Regions from separate parts of the Homo sapiens genome. Here region 2 is linked to region 1. The links are chromatin loops, found by intact Hi-C in ENCODE. Cell type or tissue: IMR-90. All regions are shown on one strand. Links, peaks and the distances in the headings refer to the core of each region. The heading gives the core; the rest is flanking DNA.

The links. A loop is a pair of places that touch in the nucleus more often than their neighbours do. Peaks named below come from ENCODE experiments on the same cell type or tissue, not always from the same donor. Only the 100,000 strongest peaks of a DNase experiment are listed, where the experiment ranks them.
Region 2: it touches region 1 in a loop (3-fold over the local background); 1 of 110 quality-filtered maps calls a loop at or near these places.

Annotation. Positions count from the first base shown.
Region 1 is chr2:30,372,651-30,375,470 of GRCh38, forward strand. No RefSeq gene overlaps it. Among named protein-coding and RNA genes, the nearest start is that of LINC01936, 27 kb to the left of the region's middle. In IMR-90, for the core only: no CTCF peak of the experiment used is centred there; a DNase peak (open chromatin) is centred at 1,291; H3K27ac peaks cover 852 bases.
Region 2 is chr2:30,526,120-30,528,939 of GRCh38, forward strand. All of the region lies in intron 2 of LCLAT1 (lysocardiolipin acyltransferase 1), which reads left to right. Among named protein-coding and RNA genes, the nearest start is that of LCLAT1, 80 kb to the left of the region's middle. In IMR-90, for the core only: no CTCF peak of the experiment used is centred there; a DNase peak (open chromatin) is centred at 1,482; H3K27ac peaks cover 245 bases.

The DNA.
Region 1 (2,820 bases), core at 112-2,611:
TTTTAGTAGAGACAGGGTTTCACCATGTTGGCCAGGATGGTCTCAATCTCTTGACCTCGTGATCTGCCTGACTTGGCCTCCCAAAGTGCTGGGATTACAGGTGTGAGCCACCATACCCAGCTTCTCAGCAATTTAGAAATGCTAACTGAAAATCTTGTTTTCTGATTAAACACCATCCTTAGATATTTTCTCCTTTTACCCCACATCTCTCCAGATCCTTCTCCTGACCCCATCCCATCCATCCTTCCATTGTTTTATTTGGGAGTTGAATGAGTTTTCTAGAAACATGCCATAGAAAGAAATTCCTCAGAGGCAATGCAATAAATTATCTGAGTTATGCATGAGTGATGGAGCCTTTTGGTTGGAGACATAAAGAATGCTGATCATGGAAAAACAAAATTCAAGAGGCCAAATTTTACAGGGAGCAATTAGTATTAAATGAGAACATGTCACAGGCACTGGGGCATTGGAAACTGGCTGCCCCAGCCTCCTTTTTGTAAGCTGAGTTTACTAAATGGAACATAATGATATGTAACCAAAATGCTGAAAGACCATTTCTTTGCTAAGGAGATCCAGCCAACAAACACAGTGGAAAATAGGAAAATAGCAGTGATACTTTTCACCCTGGGAATTTTTTTTTTTTTTTTTTTTTTTTAGATAGAGTCTTGCTCTGTCGCCCAGGCTGGAGTGCAGTGGCGCGATCTCGGCTCACTGCAGCCTCCGCCTCCCGGGTTTAAGCGATTCTCTTGCCTTAGCCTTCCAAGTAGCTAGGATTACAGGCACCCACCAGCAAGCCTGGCTAATTTTTGTATTTTTAGTAGAGACAGGGTTTCACCATATTGGCCAGGTTGGTCTTGAACTCCTGACCTCAGGTGATCCACCCACCTTGGCCTCCCAAAGCGCTAGGATTACAGGTGTGAGCTACTGCACACGGCCTTTTTTAAATTTTTTAATTTTTTTATTTTTTTATTTATTTTTTCATTTTTAAATCTACCCTGGGTGGAAGAAGATAGACCACAGAGCCTCGGAATGTCCTCCTAGTCCAGAGATTCAGTGGAGAAAGTTCTCTGCCACTCCTGAGCTGGGTGCAGATAAAAATGTCACTTTTAAAGAAAGAAAGCTGGTCATTGTTCAGTTAAATGTTTGCATTTGTGAACATTCTGTTTTGTGTTAAGAGAGGAATTTTTTAAAATAAAAATGTACATTTTCATGGAAATGATTGGTTGGTGTTGTGCCTTCACTGGAAGCCTAAAGAGAAAACTATTTGGGGTGACAAAATGGGAAAAATTAGTCACCAATGATTCACAGAGACTATAAATATGTGGCTATATTGTTCTCTTCTTTATGACCCAGCTGGGATGAGTGGTTTGGGAGGAGGCAGGAAGACACAAATAGTGCTAGAGGGGAGCTGGAGGCCCCACTCCAGGTTTGGCAGCGTGAGCTCACCCCAAAACCTCCTGTCACAGCCTCTCTCTGTCTCAGCACTGGGGCTGCGCGGGCTCAGCCCCTGGCAGCCTGTCCAAAACTTCTGTGGGGCCAGGAAAAAGAACAGGCTAACGGCCCCCTTCGTGTTCTGCATGAAGCTGCCCGTGCTGCCACAAGGGACACCACAGGTTGACGCGCAGTATCTTCGGAGCAGCACAGGGACAGACGTATTGCTAGCTTTGCCATTTCCCAAGCTAGGGAGAAAAGTTAAAGCTGGGACAAGGGGAACTGTCAGCTGACAGAGCTCTGCTACCTGTCCGTGCAAATTCCAGTAACTCATACCCTAAATCCTCCTTACATACACACCACACACACCACACACACACACCCCAACACACCCCAAAATAATTAACTAAATCATTCTTTCACGTATGCACTCATCTACCAGAGCACTGAGCCTCTATGGCATGTCAGGTACTGTGTGGAGCACCAGGGAAGCAATGGTGAGAGCAACTAGCCTGGGATGTCCTCACAGAGCCTCCAGCCTAGTGGGGAAGACAGTCCTAGCCTGGCAATTATTACAATGGAGATTGGTCATTGCCAGGACCAGGAGTTCTGGCAACATGGAAGCACTTAGTAGGCTCAGCCTATCCTTTTATGGGCCAGGAAAGAATTTCTGGACCTCCTGACTGCTCAATAGAATGGGGATTGCCTGTTGACTATTTCTGCCTCCTGATGACCTGCCTTGCTGATCATTTTTCTCTTTTCCCCTGCATCTCCATTGTTTTCTACTAGGTGTATCCCAGGGTCCTGATTCTGGCCTCTTCTCACTCTGTACTCACATCTGAGAAATTGTCAGCTATCCTTGTAGTTTTTAACCCTTCTTCAGTGTATGTGATTCCATTATATATAAAGAAAGAAGCAGGGTCTCACTCTGTCACCCAGGCTGGAGTGCAGTGGTACAATCTTGGCTCATTGCAACCTCTGTCTCCCAGGCTCAAGCGATCCTCCTGCCTCAATCTCCCAAGTAGCTGGGACTGCAGGTGCACACCACCATGCTTGGCTAATTTTTTTTTTTTTTGGTAGATATGGGGGCTTCCTATGTTGCCCAGGCTGGTCTTAAACTCCTGAGCTCAAGCAATCCTCCCACCTTGGCTTCCCAAAGTACTGGGATTGCAGGCGTGAGCCACTGCACTGGCTTTACAATCTATATTCCTGATGCCGGTCAATCCCACATTCCAGAGCCCTCTAGCAACAGCTTCCCCAAACCCTTCAAACTCAACATGTTAAATCTTAACTCGCCGTCTTTTCCTTCAGCTCTGATCCTTAGCTTAGCTGATGTATCGCTACACACCCAGTCTCCCAAGCCAGAAACCTGGATTCCTTCCTGCCCCT
Region 2 (2,820 bases), core at 142-2,641, 150 kb after region 1:
CATTGGGCTTCTTAGATAGATAGGTTGGTTGGTTTTTATATTTTTTTAACTGGGAAATTTTAGACTGTTATTTTTTTCACATTTTTTTCTGCCTTATTCTCTCTCTCCTCATTTTGGGACTACAATTATATGTATGTTAGATTGATTGTCTTGTCACGTATGTCACAAAGGCTCTCTTCCTTTTTTCTTCCCCTGTATTTTTTCCCTGTATTTTTCATATTGAATGATTTCTGTTTATCTGTTTTCAAGCTCAATGACCCTTTCTTCTATCATCTTTAATCTGCTGTTTTGTTCATCTAGTGAATTTTTATTTAAAATACTGTAAGTTCTGGAATTTATTTTGGGTTCTTTATTGGTTCTGTTACTTTCTTGAGATTTCTCATCTATTTATTAATTATAGCCATATTTTCCTTTAAGTCAGCTGGATGATGTCTAGTACCTTTTACTCTGTCAGGGCCAGTCTTTTAGGCAAAATTTCTTCTTGCTTTTTTAATATAAGTATGCTTTGTTTTGTGATTGGATTGCAAGAGTAGTTGGCAGGATCTCTTAATGTTCATCCAGCAATTTTTTATTGTCTACCACGTACCTAGCATTTTGCTAGGATGCAGTGATGAACAGGACAGATATGATCTCTGTCCTTGAGGAGATAATAGTCCTCTACCTAAAATATCTTATCCTAATTGTAGATTTACAGAGCTTGACTAATTTCTTTTCTGGCTTTCATGTGACTAAAAGTCTTTTTCTTTTTTTAGAGGACAGAAGTTGACTTCTAAGACTATTAATTTTTAGAGTTACATTTTTAAATTAGCTTTAAAGATATGAAGCCCAGTGTTTCATTGCAACCCTAAACATACCATTTGCCATAAAATACTCATTTTTTGTTGCTGCTTAACCACTATCACTCTCTATTTACAAGGTGGGTATTTCTCTATATACATATATTAAGTAAAATAAGAATACTGTTCAGTTTATGTAATATTAATCATCACAAGTAGATACTTCTAAAACGTCATCTACAAACTGTATGTTAAGTAATTTTGCTGTCATCATAAAATCAGAGACATTTCCTATTGAAACATTTGACTGTTTTCATGTCATTTATGTAACTATTTTTAGTGTTTGTTTCATCATCTGTAAAATAAAGAAATTGGAGTAAATGATCTTTGAGATCTATTCTGGATTCAGAATTGTATATCTGATTGTAAAGCAAACATTCAGAGGTAAAAGATTTTTTGTAACAGTCATGTATTGTTACTGTACTCCATTTTCTAAATGTCATCAGTTTTCTATAGTATATAATCCTTTAATTATGAACCACACATTTTTGTTGAATCTTTCTGCCAAAACCTTGAGAGTTCTGAGAATTGGTAAAAATTACTACAGTTGTAATGCTTTACAGTGTCCAGTCACTCTAATTTTTGGAGAGCGAGCATAAGCAGAGTGCTTATTTTCACAGACATTGCAGACAGATATTTGGTTTCACTATTGGCCTTCCCACTTTCTAGTCATTTGAACTTGGCTAAGCTCCTTAGCCTCATTGTAAGCTTTTGTTTCTTCATCTCTATAAAAAGGAGTCTTAATACTACCTACTTACATCAGAGAGTCATTGTAATGACTAAATGAGGTAATAAATATATAGCCTTTTTAGTATAATGCTTGCCATTTGGTAAGTACCCGGTAAATATTTGGTATTATATTAATTTTAGTTTTAGTTTTAGTTTTGCTTTTATATTAATTTTAGGCTAAACTGGTGTTTTGGAGAAAATTCAAAATATAGTGGCTCCAATACAGTAGAACTATATTGACTTACAGGTCCAGGCTGGCAAGGTCCCTACGGTCCCTGATGTCATCAAAGGGTTCAGATGTCTTCTATCCTGTTAATCCACCTAGCTTGGCCTCCAGCCTGGTATAATGTCCTCTTGTATTTGGTCAAGACTGGGTCACTGCCACTTCTTTGCCCCACTCTGGAGGAAGTCCAGAGCAAATGCTTTCTTTCTATACCAGTGACTCACGTGTGTAGTACATAGCAAGTTGCACATATCACTTTTGCTTACTCTATTGGTAAGAGCAGCTAAAAGCTGTAATAGAATCTGGGAAATGTCTTTTTTTTCTGGGCAGCCATGTGCACAGTTAAAATTCTTAATCTGGAAGAAATGCTGGTATTTATAGGACAAGTTACCAAACAAATTCTGCAATAGCTATTTCTGCTATTATTACTGCTAGTAGCATTACTATTACTGCAGAATTACATTATACACCTACAGTATTTGTACAGTTTCAATTACATGCACTAAGGTAAGGGAAGAGTGGGCAGAGAAGAGAATGAATTTTTTTCTGCTTCATGTGAGATGAAATAGGAAATATGAGTGGTTCTCTGCTGAGTGTGATTCTTGTGTTTAAAGATAGATATTTTTAAACAATATACAAACCAATCACTTTGTCTGATGGTCAGGTAGGGTAATATCAATATAGTACAATTTTGGGAGAAGATTGGCTGAGCTGGACTTACTGATAGTGTGATCTTTTGAGATGCACCATCCTATGAGATTTTCAAAGATAATTTCACCTATTCCTAACTTTTGTCTTATTAGCTGTTTGGACAGTTTAACACATGGGTAAGATTTAACTACCACAGTACTAGTAAAAAATTAGTATACATTTGGAAAACTGCTGTCACTCAGCTGTTTAGTTTACTAGTTACAGCATATCAGACAGAGAAAGTTTTTTTAGTTAAGAAATGTATAGATGTTGAATTCCTTATAGCTAGGTTACAGAAAAATTGATATTCTAGTTTTGAGATAGTGAACATCTCTGTTGAAG